Regions from separate parts of the Homo sapiens genome. Here regions 2 and 3 are each linked to region 1. Evidence: chromatin loops called from intact Hi-C (ENCODE). Cell type or tissue: Caco-2. All regions are shown on one strand.

Region 1 (5,000 bases):
TTGGAATAGCAGGGCCGAGGCGGGCGCGACCGCGTTGCTAAGAAGCGCATTTGCCCGTCCCTCCTTGCGGTCGCTTAAGGGTGGTGGAGGAAGCCAAGCCCTGGGTGTGGCCGCATATTTGCCAAAATATTTCTGGAAAATGTCTCCTTTCTTGTCGCCATACTAGCCCCTGAACTCCACGGAATTTAACCGAATACTCTTTTTTTTTCTCCCCTTCCAAGAGTTGCCATTTTGCATTATTTACTGGGACGGGTTACGTACTCAGCGCTTACAATGTAAATGTTTACATAACTATATCATTTTCTCTAATTGCAGAAGTAGTCAAGCCCGTTATAAATGTCCAATCTTAAACAGTTTTATAATGTAGGACTTGAAAGCCGCAGGGACAACTTCTATTAAGGTCCACGGCTCGCCACTTTCCCTCCTTCGCTGAAATTCCTGTGCCCACGCTGGCGCAGCACTAGCAGGGTGGGTCACGCGTGCAGGTTGCTAGGGCAACGTCCTGTCGCCGGCGTCGGAAACCAACCAGTAACTCTCAGGAGCCGGAGTCGGGTCCGCCCTGGGGGCGGAGTTAGTCAGCAGGTCGGTCCGGCGGGAGCGCGTTTCCTGCCGGTCCCTGCAGGTGGCACCATAGGATCGCGGATGCTTTCCTGGGGCGGGGCTTTCCTGGGGCGGGGCTTCCCGCAGTGCTCAGCGCACTCCAGGGGCGGGGCCGGGGTGGAGCCGGGGTGGAACGTGAGCCACCAGCTGCAGTCCGCAAAGGATCGAGGGAAACGAGCTGTCCCGGGACGCAACGCTAGACAAGCTCAGGGACGCATTTACAGGGACGCAGAAAGTGTACGCGTCAGAGAGTGGAAAGGAGAAAACAGGTTCTGGGACGGCGACAGAGAAGGGAAGTCGTGTCGCCCAGAAAGGCTATACAATCTCCACCCTTCCCGTTTGTCCCTGCGACACCCTTTCACCCTCCTGTCCCTCCGGACCTGCAATTCTTCACACCCTCTGCAGCGCACAGGGTGCTCAGGACACATGTGCACGGTGGGGGCTGGCGATGCTTCCTCGCCCCCACCACCCGCAAGCTTGCAGAGAGCTGTAGTGCCCAGGATGTATGCCAGGATAGGAATTCCACGGTTCCAGGCATGCCAAGAAAAATAGCCATGCTGTTTCTCGGTTTGTTCAGAGGAAGCCTTACCTCTCTTCCCTTCTGGAGTTTGGGAATGGAAAAAATGACTCAAGGAATCCCCAGCGGAGCTACCATGTATGTACTGCATTGCAAAATAGGGGTACCATATTTTGCTCTCCCCTACCTGGCAGTATGCGCCACACATGGGGCTCCGTGGTATCAGCGTCGCACCCCCTCATGGTGTTAAATAGTCCCCTTTCCCTTGTCCCACATCTCTGCCCAATCACACAACCACAGGGACACGCCCCACCCTGGTACTGGATATCCCCACGATGAGCCACAGAAAGTGCAGGAGCCCTTATATGAACACACACACACACACACACTTCCTAGGCCAAGAGAGAAGGAGACCCTTGGCAGAAGACAAAAGCAGGTTTATTAGGGCCCTGGGGCCAGGAATGCCTAAGATATGAGTTAAGGCCAGGGCCGTGAGAAAAGGTGACTCTCCTGAGGCCAAACCTTTGCATCTCAGAAGCCCTGGCTGGAGACCTTAGGAGTCAGTTCTGGGAGGGACCTGGGGATACAGAGGGGTCTCTCCTGACCCTGGGATCTTTGGGCTTTTGCCAGGATTGGGGAAATGATCTGGGGGGCAGGGAGCCTTGAATCCACAGCCTTCATTTCAATAACGACCATTTAATTTGTTCCTTGGCAGACTGAAGAACCTGGGGTGGGGTGGGGGAGGTTGAGAGAGAATTGAGAATGTCAAATGCCTCCATACACAGTCATGGGGAGGTCCACAGCCCACCTTGCCGAAGCGCCCCTGCAACCACCGGTCACTAGGTGGCAGCAGCTTGTCTCCACTTGGCTTAAACGCGGCCAACCCTCCAAGTCAGAAAGCGCAGACCAAACCGGCTGCAGCCAGCTCCCACCTCAGGCCCAAGCCTGCCCAGACCTCTGGCTCCTGCATCTGCAGCGTGGGTGTGGCAGCAGCCTGTCTCCCCGCTGTCATGCCATGAGAGTTCCCGCCCACAGTGCCACGTCCAGGCGGAGACGGGGCCCAGGCCTGACACTCCCTGTGCTCAGACGCCTCAGCAAACCCCTAGCTCTGGCCATGGCTGGCAATGTGTCCTCAACACCCCACCGCAACCCACTGCTGATGTGGCATAGCTGGCAAAGGGTGGCCAGCCAGACCCTGCGGTGGGATGCCTGGTGGAAAGTCTCAGCCCAGTGCTTACACAAATCCATATAAGTGCACACGTGCATGCACAATACCAAAGCAGGAGAGGGGGACAGGACTCAGGTGTGTCCCTCAGATTGTCCCTCCAGCCACTCAGCCTTATTCCCCTCTAGAGAAGGAGGGAACGCTGTGTCTCCTCCTCCTGCACAGTCTCCCTCCTCTCTTGGGGACAGTGGCTTAGGGTTCCCCTGATTCTCCTAGCCAGAATCTAACTTTGTCCTCATTTTATCCCCCATTGGCTACCTGTAGCTTCCTTTGTTTTTACTCAAGAATTCCATCAAAAATGCTATGTTTTCATTCTTTCTCCCTTTGGAGAAATACTGATGGTTATTCAGCATGTGTTAACTGGCTTGGAGCCCTACTAAGAGCTTGTCACGCATTGGCTCATTGAATTCTCATAACTCCATGAAGAGGGTCCTGTTATTATGTGAGGCCCAGAGAGGTTGAGTAACTTGCCCTAGGTCACCCAGCTTTAGGTGGTAAGGTAGAACACGTACCCTGGGATGACTCCCATGAGCACCTGTGTTCTTATCTGCTCTGCTTATTACTCCCTACCCTCTTTCCACTCTAAAAATTGCCTTGCAGCTGCATTCATTCCAGCATGGTATGAGGAAACATGGGGAATCAGAGGGGAGGGCGAAGCAGAGTGAGCGCTAAGGGCAGTGCAGGAAAATGGGCGCCACACCTGGGACTCCACACGAGACAGCACAGGCTCATCTCGGTAGGGCCACCACAGCACGAGGAGTTAGCGCCAGGGCGGGAAGTTCCATACAAGCAGGATTAGTCTGAGCAGAGAGACCTGCAGGTGGACAGAAGAGAGGTCAAGACAGTCGTCCTGAACTAGCAGGAAGTTTGTGCAGCTGGGGAACTGATCAGGCTTCAGAGCCAGGAACCTCCCCCTGGCCTTACGCTCTGCAAGCACCTCCAGATAAGACCATGCAGGGTTGTGGCAGGTTCTTCCATAGCCAGGTCACTCAGGGGTAAGGTGACAAGTGATGAGTGGGGAAAGTCAGATCCTATCATGGGTTTGAGAGTCCCTTAACAATCCCAGTGTGCACCCTAAGTGGCAAGGACAGGGGTTAAGAGCCAAACTCCTATTTGGTACCCTTTCCAGGTTTCGGTAGAGGGCGCATCAGAGGCCTGAGTTCCCAGATTTTTGGGGTGCACAAGTGACCCAGCCATCTCCAAGGTAGGCAGCTCATCCTAGTTTCAATCCAACTAAACCAAGCCAGGAGATGAGGTGGGCTGATGGTAACATGCCCATCCATCCATTAGTACCCAGCTCCCCTGAGTTGGAGAGCCCGGAGGCCTCCAGTGAGTCTTTCCAAGATATGACCTGTCACTGCCTCATCCCTTCCCTTCTCACCCCTGATTTTTCAGACTTGATAACTTCACTGGGTCCCCCTAGGATGCTCTAGGATGCTCTGCTCCCCGTATCTCTCTAGACCATTTCTAGCCAAGGCAGATGCAGGGGGGCCTACCTGGGCCACACTCTGTTCAGTCAAGCCGCCATCATCTGCCTGTAAGGAAGCAGAGTCAAGGGGTGGGGTAGGGCCAGCATGAGGGTCCTGGGTCAGGGAGGTGAAGGAAAGGGGCTTGGGGGTATGGGTGAGGTGGTGCAGTGGTTAGGGTGATTCAGAGCTGCACCTGTGTCACTGGTTAATAGAAGTCCTGCAGCCTGTCATTTGGAAGCCAGGACCTCTGGGATTGTGCTATGGTGCGTGGAGGGTGAGGGAAGATGGGAAGAAAGATGGGAAGAAAGGTTTCATCCAGACATGAGAAAGCCAAACAAGGCAGGGAGGTTCTATCCATACCCCTGACCCCCAACCTCAAGGCCAAGGCAGCCACCTAGTGCCTCTTTGAAGATGTATTTATTTCCCCAGTCTATACTTCCTACCAGGAAAGAGGTGAGGTACTTGTGCTCCTAGCCGGGGAGAGGACAGGAAGATTTCTTCCATTAACTGGCATCCCACCCAGAAACTGCTGCTCATCTCACCCCTAACAAGTGTGTCAGCCCAGTGGTTGGCTTCTGCTAGAGGAGCTTGGGCTTCTACCATCTAGGCCCTAGCAGCCCTATTCCCAGGGAGGACAGGAAGGGCAGCCTAAAAGAGGAGGTGTCCAGGAAGACTCTTACCCTAAAATTCACCTTCTGGATCACTTGCTGGGGGTCACTCTCCAGAATCACACTACAAGATGAGAGGAAAAACCAGGAGGCAAATCAGTGGCACAATCCTCCCCTCCGCCCCTTCTCCTTGCCAAGCCTCTTCCCTCTCCGAAGGCATCCTGCAACATCTCCACCTTCCAGGTCCCTTCCCACTGATAGCCCTCAAGTCAGAACTCTCCCTCAGCATGGAGAGCCCTCAGCTCTGATTCTTTGATGCTTCAACCCAGTGGTCCACATGCTTTGTCATCCCTGGGCAAAATCTTTGAAACTGGATAAGAACAGTCTGGTCTAGGATGATCAGGTTGTCAAAAGCAGGGACTCTCAAAACTCAGAGCTCTTGAAAGTTCACTTCACTTTCTGGGTATAGGATTGGATTCCCTGTGAAAAGAGTTAGGAAGAGAGGCCCTGGGGGTTCTTATCTTGTTGCACTGTTATTTTATGGCATGGGGTCATGCCCTGCATAAAAGAAATGAAACTCC
Region 2 (5,000 bases), 150 kb after region 1:
AAAGGCTCAGGCTTTGGTTCTCCACTGTCTGACCCCCACTGAGCTTTGCACCATTCACCAGCTGCTGTTATCCCCACCAGACATGGCTATGCAGAAGCAGTGATGACTATACATTTTTTGAGATGCTAGTTTTCATGCCTTTGGAAGAAAGGAAATATATTGAGTAGACCTGCTGTAATGATGAGCAGATAAAACATGTTAGGGTTATTTTTAAGAGATGTGATTTGATTCATGGTATATCTGAACTAGGTAATAATGAGTTGTTCTCTATCAAGGTTTACTATCAAGGTTTGGTCTATCAAGGTATTACTAGAAAGGTTGGTCAGCATTTGCATATTTCAGAGTTTTGAAATCCTTCATAATTTTGAAGCGATTTTCCATTATTCTCACAACTACACACCAAAAAGTTGAAACTAGAGAATTTTGATGACTCATTCCAAAACTCACAATAAACCAATAAAAACCAACGTAAGTATTGTTGACTCTTTAACCTGGTGGACACATGTAAAAAGTTACTTCACATGGCATGGATAGAAGACACTCATTAATCAAATTCTTCTTGCTCCCAGAGCAAGGCAGAGCCTCATTACCCACTTCCCTACAATCTCATAAAGCGTCCCACATTATCTCCTTCAGAGGATGAGGGTTAGATTTGGCTTCCTTTGGAATTTTCAAAGTTATTATTCTTCCACCAGGTCATGAATTTCTGAAACTAGCATAAGATAATCAGAGGACAAAATTTCTCACCTGGCAAGACTTCATAAATATCTTCTTCTTCTTTCTCCTCTGTAGGCTCTTTTATCCCCACACTCCCAGGCAAGATAGTGGGTCTGCACTGGGAACCACAACTTGGGGAGTCAAAACCATCAATATCATCATATGTCTCTTCTTTTTCTTCTTCCTCCTCATCCTCTTCATATGGAATGGTTAAGGAGCTCAGATCTAACAAGGCAAAGATGAGAATGAATCAAGAAACAGAGAAAAAGAAAATAAGACAGGAAAGGAAAGAGGGAGAAGGAGGAGGAGGGATGAGAGTAAAATATGTCAAATGAAAATGAAACATTAGGTTAAATGCTATTATTTCTAATGTGGGCTTTGGTGGCAGGAAATCTACAGAAAAGGCCAGAATAGCACTGCATCAGGTTTAAACCATCAACATAAATCCTTCCTTGCAATAAAACTTGATCAGAGTGAAGCAGCCTGAAAAGTATGGGTGTGTGAATGAGAACATGAGGCAAAGGGAAGAAAATAGGCCAGAAGAGGAAAAGCCAGTGTGCTGTACACAGCTTATCACGTAGAAAACTGGAAGGGTGAGTGAAGGCTTGCAGTCCTCCAGGGTACTCAGGCCGTGGGAGCTAAGGTGGCCTCTGTAGGGTGCTGGAGCTGTCAGAAGCTTATCTCCCCAGTGATTTCACTGCAGAATTTCAGACAAGTTTGTTCGCAGAGAAAAAAATGGGCAACAGTGGAAGATAAAAAGAAACGGGGTATGGAAAAATATAACAGTAATACAAGACCAAATGGAATGGCTGAACAATGCAGTTACCATGTCCTTTTGCAACTGCACAGTCTAGCTGACCTTAAAGTGGGTCACTGCATAGAAGGTGTTGAGCCATTACAGCACTGGGGAGCACCAGGGCAGGGGAGGGAGATTGGTTTTTTATTTTAATGGGGAACTGAGAATGTTCATTCTCTGATGTGTACTACAGAGTGCTCTCTGAAACCCTGCTGAGGGCCCTCTGCAGGATGGGTGAGTGCAGTCAGCATACTCTGGGGAAGGAAAGGATGGAGAGACGTCCAACTTTCATTTCAAAATGCAATAAAATTGTTTGGCTTGATTAGCCTTTTAATAAAGATTTTGCAACAATTTTCATCTGAATTTTGGTGCCACCACATACGAGGAAAAGATCAAAAACACATTTGTGGCTTAAACCATATGTTATTATTTTGTTTTAAAATAAAATGGAATGAATAATTTCTTCAATGTGGGATTCTGAAAGTACCACAGGGTACAGCTCAATAAAGCTGCTTTGAGTTTTATTGAGGTTTACACACTTAGGGGTATATTACACGCATAAATCCAAGGCACCTAGATGAGAGTGTACCCTGTAGTCTCGCCATCAATGTTCATGTTTGCCTAGTTCCAGTCTATTATACGTGACGCTGTTGGTAGATGCAATAGTTTGCTTTTGTGATAGCAAAGGCATAACTGAGTAAAACAGGCAATTCTTGTAATTAAAGCACTGGTGCTTCCTTCTTTTTATCCACAATAAAATCTTATAGCAGAATAAAAATCTGAGATGAAAAGGCTTTGCGTTTTTAGCTTGACGTGTGTCTTTCTAGGTCTTGGGCCATGTATAAAGTTGGTGTTTCTGCCTTTCTGCAGAACAGAGGTAGGGTCCTGCCATGATGGTAGGTGACAATTATATAATACCGAGTGACTAACTCAAGGTTGGCTTATTCTACCTGACAGACCACTCCCAGATAAGGCTTCCCTGGCCATTGTTTCTGCTTTGCCTACAGGCTGGCCAGCAGAGGGTACTCTAAGAGCAGTCATTTACCATCTTCAGGCAGGACTCTTCCCATCCCAAAGCAAGGAACATCTTATTGTGGCTTGGGAAATAACAGTTTGTTTTTAATGTCCAATGTCCCTGAAGACCATCTAGATTGGTTTAGATTTCTACTTCCTCCTAAGACTAAAATAAGGAGATTTTGAACCTCAATTGCAACTAGATGACTTTAAGTTGGATATTATGAATTTCCTTTCCAGAATATAAGGGGTTAGGAGACACCGAATTGGGCTGAGCTGATTTTTAGAATCTCCTTTTCTAGTGATTTTGAATATTACAGACTTGCCTGTAGGTAGGTGGATGAGCTATGATACCAGAGGTCCTCCCAAGGTTGATACTGTCTTTATCTTCTCATTCACACATAGTACTATTTGTTGTTGTAATATGGGGAATGTGGTAGGAAAGGTAGAGGTGAGAAAGGGCAGAAAAAATACATACTGAAGTCTGTAGATTATATTTATGCAACATAACTTCAACTGCAAATCAACTCAAGTATTATTTCTGTAACAATGACACTTACCCTTTAACAAGAAACTTATTTGATCCACCCAGTCTCTGGCTTCTGCTGGACTAGTAGCTGTAAACTAGAGAAAAATCAGTGAATTAATTTATCACTGTCACTAAAATTTCCATGAATCTTGACAGGGATGTCCAAGGGGGAGGAACCACTGAGTTTCAGAGTCAAGTTTAAAGCTCAGGATTCTCTGCCTGCTTAACATATAGAAAAAAGACCAAATATTTCACTCAAACTGATTTTTTCCTTCTGCAATTTTGCATACCCAGAGATGACAGCTCTTTGAGTCTAGACATTCATGTCCTTGTGCATTCTTTCATTTGATTATCTATTCCTTCATCAGACATTTATTTGAGAAAAGTTTACAAGAAAAAGAAGCAAACCAACCCACACACATGAAACGGGAACACTAAAAGGAGGCACATTTTGTAACAACCGGATATCAAGAGGAGACAGGGAGCACCTGTTGTTGCCTAGAGTAGGTCAGAGTGGCTTGCTGAAATAATACCATTTTGGCTGGATTTTAAAGAAGAGTTGGTGGAAACTGGTGGACAGAGTTGGACATTTTAGGTAGGCAGGCCTATGTGCAAAAGAACAGGAATGAGAACATGACTTACGGGGAAGCCTGGCAGATCAGCTTGACTGAAGAACAATAACAGATGAAGTTGGAGAGTTGAGGGTCAGAGAAGAGTCGGTAAAAGGGCTCTGAGTACTAGGAGTTCAGAGTTAAAATGCAGGCAACAGGAAGCCACTATCAGCTCTAGCAAAAGGAGTGGGGGATTCTTTCAATAGTAGTGAGTAGGAAGGATTGGAATAGAGAAATCTGGAGGCAGAAGACCAACTGGTCCTCTGGATGAAGTGACAGGAACTTAACTATTGTGATAGCTGTGGGAATAAATAAGAAGGGAAAGAGCCAAAGGATATTGTAGAAGAAGAATCCACAGACCATGGTAACGATTTGGATTCAATAGGCCAAAGAAAAGAAGTAAATAAAGTACATTCTGATTAACAAAATAGGCCAGTCAAGCATCAGCCTTTAGTAATTTTTTTATTTTAAATGAATCAACTTGAAATAATTGTTCCTGAAAAATATTTTAATTATCTGGCCATTAGGGTAAGGTAAAGGTATATGCTATACAAAGAAACTGGATTCCTGCATAATGCTTATTAATAGACATTGTTATTCTTGATTTCTTAAAAACAAATTTCTATAAAAACATTTCTAGAAATACTGGTTTAGACTTGTTACGTAAACTTTTACCTGGATGTGTTACTATCAGAATGTAATAATAAAAATAACTAGGAACATATTCAGTGCATAGATCTATATTATATATATTCATAAAAGACTCTATAGAAAAGTTTTAGTTCAAATTTCAAAAAATTTCTGGAAATTACATAATGAAGACCTAGGTCCTTTAACAAAATAAGAGTTAAGATACTGTAGAAATAAAAAAGAAGAATGCTGAGAAAAGTCTGAAGACTAAAAGTGTTACTTAAGTGGTTAATTTACTCTTAGTATGGTGTTTTCCTTTTTCATAAGCTAAAGTTTTTCTAAATTGCTTTAATAAAATTGTGATAAGATAAAAATTACCAAAAAGCAGGAAACAATACACACACATGCAAACATACATTTTTGGTGAAAATCACTATATTTCCACAGTCAGAAATTTTTAAATTTTATTGGTCATTCAGCATGAAGATGGCAAAAATAAAATAAAACACATTAATTTTATAATGAGGTAAAGATTCAAACTGAGCACAGTACGGAATAAGTCTTTCTTGCCCCGACCAGGTCCTCTAGTCCTTCAATTATTATTGTTACTATCGTCACCAATATCTTAGAAATCCTTCCAGAGATATGCAAAGCATCTACACACAGGAAGATTATTTTGGATAGCAAGATGAACATGGGAAAA
Region 3 (5,000 bases), 430 kb after region 1:
TCAACCATGGCAACCATGCAAGCCTAGAGACCAAGAGCCAACACTGAAGGTAGAAAAGCAAAAGGATGAAGGAAGCCTGGTCAGTCATAGCATTTTTCAGCTGATGAACCAAAATAAGACCTCTACATTTCTTATTTTGTGAGAGAGTAAGAACTTTTATTGACACTTTTAGTTTTTTGTTACCTGCTTCTGCATTTTGACACATTCAAAATATAAAATGATACAGAATCTATATCATTGTAAGTACATAAAATATGTTAGTGTGTGGATAAGGACAGGATGGTATTGGTAGGGGCAGGAAGCAGGGAAATTCTCGGCAGAAAAGGGCAGGGTCCCTGGCGAAGCCCCACCCTCAAGCCTAGAACCGCGGTCCAAAGTGAGAGCATGCATTCCTATTTTCTTGCTCAAATGTTGCCTTTTCCAAAATCACCATGACCTGTCTCACCCCTCATCCTGTACCCATTAAATCCCCTGGCCCAACTGGCAGATGGCAAAGAAGGAGAGAAGAGAAGAAGTAGCCAGACATTGGAAAGAAACAGCTTGACTTCAGAGGAATGGCTTGATGGTGGGACTTAGGAGAAGTGTACAGCAGGGGACTGCTGGACTCCATGGGAAGATCACCTTCCCACTCCATCCCCCTTCCAGCTCCCCATCCTGCTGGGAGCCACTTTCATCAGTAATAAAATTCTCCGCATTCATCACCCTTCAATTTTTTCATGCAACCTTGGTTGCAAGGACTCAGGTATGGGTGCAAAAGGTTGTCACACTGACCCTCCACTGAGCTGTTAACACTTAAGCCATTCATGGACAGAAAAGCTAAAAGAGCACACTGTAACACATGCCCTCTGGGTCTTCAGAGGTTGCGGGTACCCCCACAGATGCTGCTGCAGGGCTGCACAGTTTTGCTCCTGCCAGCACCCAAAAGCAGTCACTCTGGCTCCTGCACCTGCTCACTTGTGTGCTCCCCCTCCTGTGAGGGATTGAGAGCTGGGGGCTAAGTAACTGAGGCACCCCTGTTGCAAGGTCCATGAAGGGGTCAAGGAAAATTTCCTGTTTCAGTACGATGACTAATACCAAGACCAGAATGTTCTATAGAGAAGTGTTGGGGGAAAGGGAGAGCAGGGTCCCATTCCTGGACATTCTGATTTAATTGGCTTGGGGTAGGAGCCAAGCATTGGTATTTAAAATTTTAATTTTATTTTACAGGTGGAGAGACGAAGGATCAAGCAATGTGACTGGTAGAAACTGTGTTATACAAGGTAAACCAAGAGAGAATTGTGCAAAAATGTCTTCAGGGTCACTTCTTTCCCTAACTTGGTCCCTCAGAGTTCTTTCCACTAGATATCCAGTGTGTTCAACCTAACTCCTATCTGCAGTGGGCCTCCAAATATTGCACCCCTATGGGCAGGGCTGTGTGTCATTTCCCTGGCCCCTATCTGGGTCAAAACTGTCATTCCTCCAGGGACCTGCTGGGCAACTAGCAAACTAATCTTCAATGTATTTTACCCAAGGTGTTAATGACAGATAATGGCTTAATGCATTACCCCTCCCAGCTAACATTTCCATTTTAATAGAGCCTTTAAATGCTTTAACCTGAAGGAAACAGCATGAAAAATGCAGGGATAGCAAATATCTGGCACCTTTGCTCCTTCCCTGTTCCTGGAAGACATCTTCAAATGGTCACTGAGGCTTTTCCTGCTATGCCTGGACATACCCTGAGAAGCCCATAGGGCCCTGGGCAGCCCCTACCAGCCTATGATGGGAGTTACCATGCAAGATGAAATCTATTTGCCAACCTTATCGTGAAACAAATATTTGTCCAGGAGTAAAAAGACCTGAATTCTACTTTGGGGCTTTGACATTACCTGGACATAGGGCCTAAACAAATTTATTAGACATTTCCAAGTCTCAGTTTCCTTACCCATAAAATGAGAGGACTGGCATTAGAGTCAAGCATTTCCAAAGCATAGTTCTCAATCTGCCAGGGACTCTCAAAATCTGACCTCACAGCTCTCCAAGCTGGTTGCTGCTACCACGTACCTCTTCCCATTTTTGCCTTGCTTCCCACAAGGGAAGGAAATTCACTCCCAACTGGGCACCACCTTTCTATCTCTATTTGGGGACCTTCCTGTCCCTGAAAGGCCCTGGGAACATAATGTAAAGCAACTATGGGGGCAGCTGCTAAGAAGCCAGATCTTGTGACACTAAGAGTCCAGTCACGTGGTTCAGAGTCCACAGCAACCTGTGGCGACTATGCAGTCATCAGCCAGAGAGGCAGAGCCTCTGTCTGGAGATGTGTCAGAAATGGGTGTGACTAGTCCCAGACACATCAAGTGAGGAAAAATCAGGTGTGCAGATTACGTTGTGTAAATGCCTTTCTAATTCTCAATGCTCCAGGAAGGAATCTCAGAGATTAAATTAAGCTGTTAACCCTCTAGGCGCTCCTGTCGTTTATTGTTAAGGAATTAATAGGAATGCGGGAATGCAGATGGCCTGGCTGTCAGCTCGGAGAGGCGATTTTTCTGATCTCCAAGGAGGTTTCCAGCATCTTTCATTAAGCACTCGTGTACCAACTTGTCATTTTAACCGAGCAGCAAAGAAACTCCCACTCAACTGCCTACCTCAGGTGCTGGGAGTGCAATCCTCGGAGGAGTCTTTCTGGGTTGCAGGTGCAGGGGAGGCGCCCAGGTGATGGGGGTGGGGTGCAGCGAGAAATGGATTTAAAGCCACTCCAGGAAGGAAATCGGATCCCAAAACCTGGTTGTCCTGGGCACAGGCTTCAGGTGACTGCAGAAGATTCCTCTCTAGCAATCCTGAACTGAGCAGAGATGTGAAAACTTACTTCTTTCCGCTTTCTCGAAGCGCTCCAGGACGCAGGTGGCACGCTCAACGCGGGGAGGCGCCACCTACAGGACAGAGGAAGACCTGCAGCTTGGGCTTGAGATTTCAACAGTCTGTGGCGGGGGCTGATGAGGGCGGCCCCTCCTCCTCCTGGAGTAATAATAGTCCCTGACATTTATCGAATGCTCTTCTCGTGCCAGACACTGTCCTGAGCACTTGACATGTATTAATGATTTTAAACCTCACAACAACCCTATTAGGTAGGTGTTATTTTCATCTTCATTTTATGGAATAGAAAACCACAGTTCCAGGAGAGAGAGTAATTTGCCCCAAGTCACCCAGTTAGGAAGTGGGAAGTGGAGACCCCGACCCTGAGTAGGCACTAAGGCGGGTGTGGTGGGATGGTTAGAGTCGGGCGCAACTCTACTCATGGTTCACAGCATTCAACTCTATGGGCCCTCAATTCTGCAGCTTTGGTTTACCATTTTTTGAGACTCGCTTACTCGTCTGGAAAGGAAATCTTTGCTAAGGTAATCATAACCTTGTATAATTTTTAAAGAGATGGAAAATGACAAACATCGCATATTCTCACTTATTTGTGGGATCTAAGAAAACAATTGAACTCCTGGAGATAGTGGAAGGATGGTTACCAGAGGCTGGGTAGTGGGGGGCCTGAGGGGGAGGTAGGGTGGTTAATGGGCACAAAAAAAAAAAAAATAGAAAAAACGAATAGGACCTAATATTTGATAGTACAACAGGGGGACTATGGTCAATAATACTTTAATTGTACATTTTGAAACAACTAAGAGTATAATTGTATTGTTTGTAACACAAAGGATAAATGCTTGAGGGGATGGATACCCATTTTCCATGATATAATTCTTACACATTGCATGCCTGTACCAAAATATCTCATGTGCCTCATAAGTGTATACACCTACTATTTACCCACAAACATTTTTGAAAAACCAAGGCGAAAAAGTGGGCACAGTGGGGCAGGGATGCTGGAGATTGTGTATCTCTCATCAGTTCATTTTTTCAGTTATATAGATGAGTATGAGAGAGGTAAGGGACCCAACCACGTGCACAATCTCAGTGACAGCGCAAGAACTGGAACCCAGATTTCCTCACTCCCAGCCCAGTGCTTTCCCCCCGTGCTACATTCATTCTTTAATCATCCATTGACAGGATGGATTCTGTATGTGGGATGGAAGGTAATCACACACAGTGTGGCTTCAGAGGCTCCAGGCCCACCCTCTGACCAAAATATACATTTCCTTTTTTTTTTTTTTTTTTTTTGAGACAGGGTTTTGCTCTGTTGCCCAGGCTGGAGTACAGTGACGCAATCTCGGCTCACTGCAACCTCCACCTCTGGCTTCAAGCAATTCTTCTGCCTCAGCCTCCTGAGTAGCAGGGATTACAGGCACACTCTACCACACCCAGTTAATTTTTGTATTTTTAGTAGAGATGGGGTTTCGCCATGTTGGCCAGGCTGGTCTCAAACTCCTGGCCTTTAGTGATCCGCCTGCCTCGACCTCCCAAAGTTCTGGGATTACAGGTGTGAACCACCATGCCCGGCTCAAAACATACTTTAAAAAAAACCTGGTGGCTGTTGCGTAAAATTCCACCATTAGTGGCTCATTTTATTCACTAAGACTTTGATCCTATCCACTTAGGACCAGTAAGGCTTTTAACTGTTGGCCATCATTTCATGTGTATGTAATTGAGTTCTAAAGCAGCGCTACTCAAAGTGTGGTCCACAGACAGCAGCATCAGTATCATCTGCAAGCTTGTTAGAAACGCAGGTCATGGCTTTCACCCAGACCTACTGAGTCAGAATTGCCCTAGTTCTCAAACTTCTGTGTATGTGCTTAACTTCTCATCTGAAGAGCTTATGAAAACACAATTTCCTGAGACAACTGTTCCCCACCTCAAACCCAGAGATTCTGATTCAGCAAGTCTGGGGAATGCACCCCAAAATTTGCATTTCTAACAGGCTCTCAGGTGATGCACCTGAGACCAGCTACTGCTGGTCTGGGGACTATACTTTCAGTAGGACCTAAGGAGTTCCTGATAACAGATATTGGGGAGGGAGAAGAGGGAGAATGAGCACACTGAGGTAGAAGAAGGAAAGGTTATCACCAAGGGTGCAAAGGGTA

Evidence for each region. A loop is a pair of places that touch in the nucleus more often than their neighbours do. Peaks named below come from ENCODE experiments on the same cell type or tissue, not always from the same donor. Only the 100,000 strongest peaks of a DNase experiment are listed, where the experiment ranks them.
Region 2: a loop joins it to region 1, with 9 times the contacts of the local background. A loop is called at or near these places in 3 of 110 quality-filtered maps.
Region 3: it touches region 1 in a loop (5-fold over the local background); 7 of 110 quality-filtered maps call a loop at or near these places.

What each region holds. Positions count from the first base shown.
Region 1 is chr17:48,024,634-48,029,633 of GRCh38, forward strand. COPZ2 (coat protein complex I subunit zeta 2) reads right to left here. Exons shown (of 9, transcript NM_016429.4): 7 at 4,492-4,543; 8 at 3,839-3,877; 9 at 1,534-1,842. The coding sequence ends at 1,795. Among named protein-coding and RNA genes, the nearest start is that of MIR10226, 5.7 kb to the right of the region's middle. RefSeq lists enhancers at 1,595-2,153, 2,154-2,710 and a silencer at 3,094-3,360. In Caco-2, CTCF peaks have their summits at 617 (motif pointing right) and 1,939 (motif pointing right); DNase peaks (open chromatin) are centred at 48, 668, 1,548, 2,018 and 1 weaker place; H3K4me3 peaks cover 1,334 bases.
Region 2 is chr17:48,179,307-48,184,306 of GRCh38, forward strand. SKAP1 (src kinase associated phosphoprotein 1) reads right to left here. Exons shown (of 13, transcript NM_003726.4): 8 at 3,088-3,151; 9 at 748-942. Among named protein-coding and RNA genes, the nearest start is that of MIR1203, 25 kb to the left of the region's middle. In Caco-2, a CTCF peak has its summit at 2,524 (motif pointing right); a DNase peak (open chromatin) is centred at 2,535.
Region 3 is chr17:48,454,532-48,459,531 of GRCh38, forward strand. LOC101927166 (a long non-coding RNA gene) reads left to right here. Exons shown (of 6, transcript NR_110804.1): 4 at 488-742; 5 at 1,207-1,259. Among named protein-coding and RNA genes, the nearest start is that of SKAP1, 27 kb to the left of the region's middle. In Caco-2, CTCF peaks have their summits at 1,503, 1,714 and 2,905 (motif pointing left); DNase peaks (open chromatin) are centred at 2,250 and 2,920; H3K4me3 peaks cover 231 bases; H3K27me3 peaks cover 95 bases.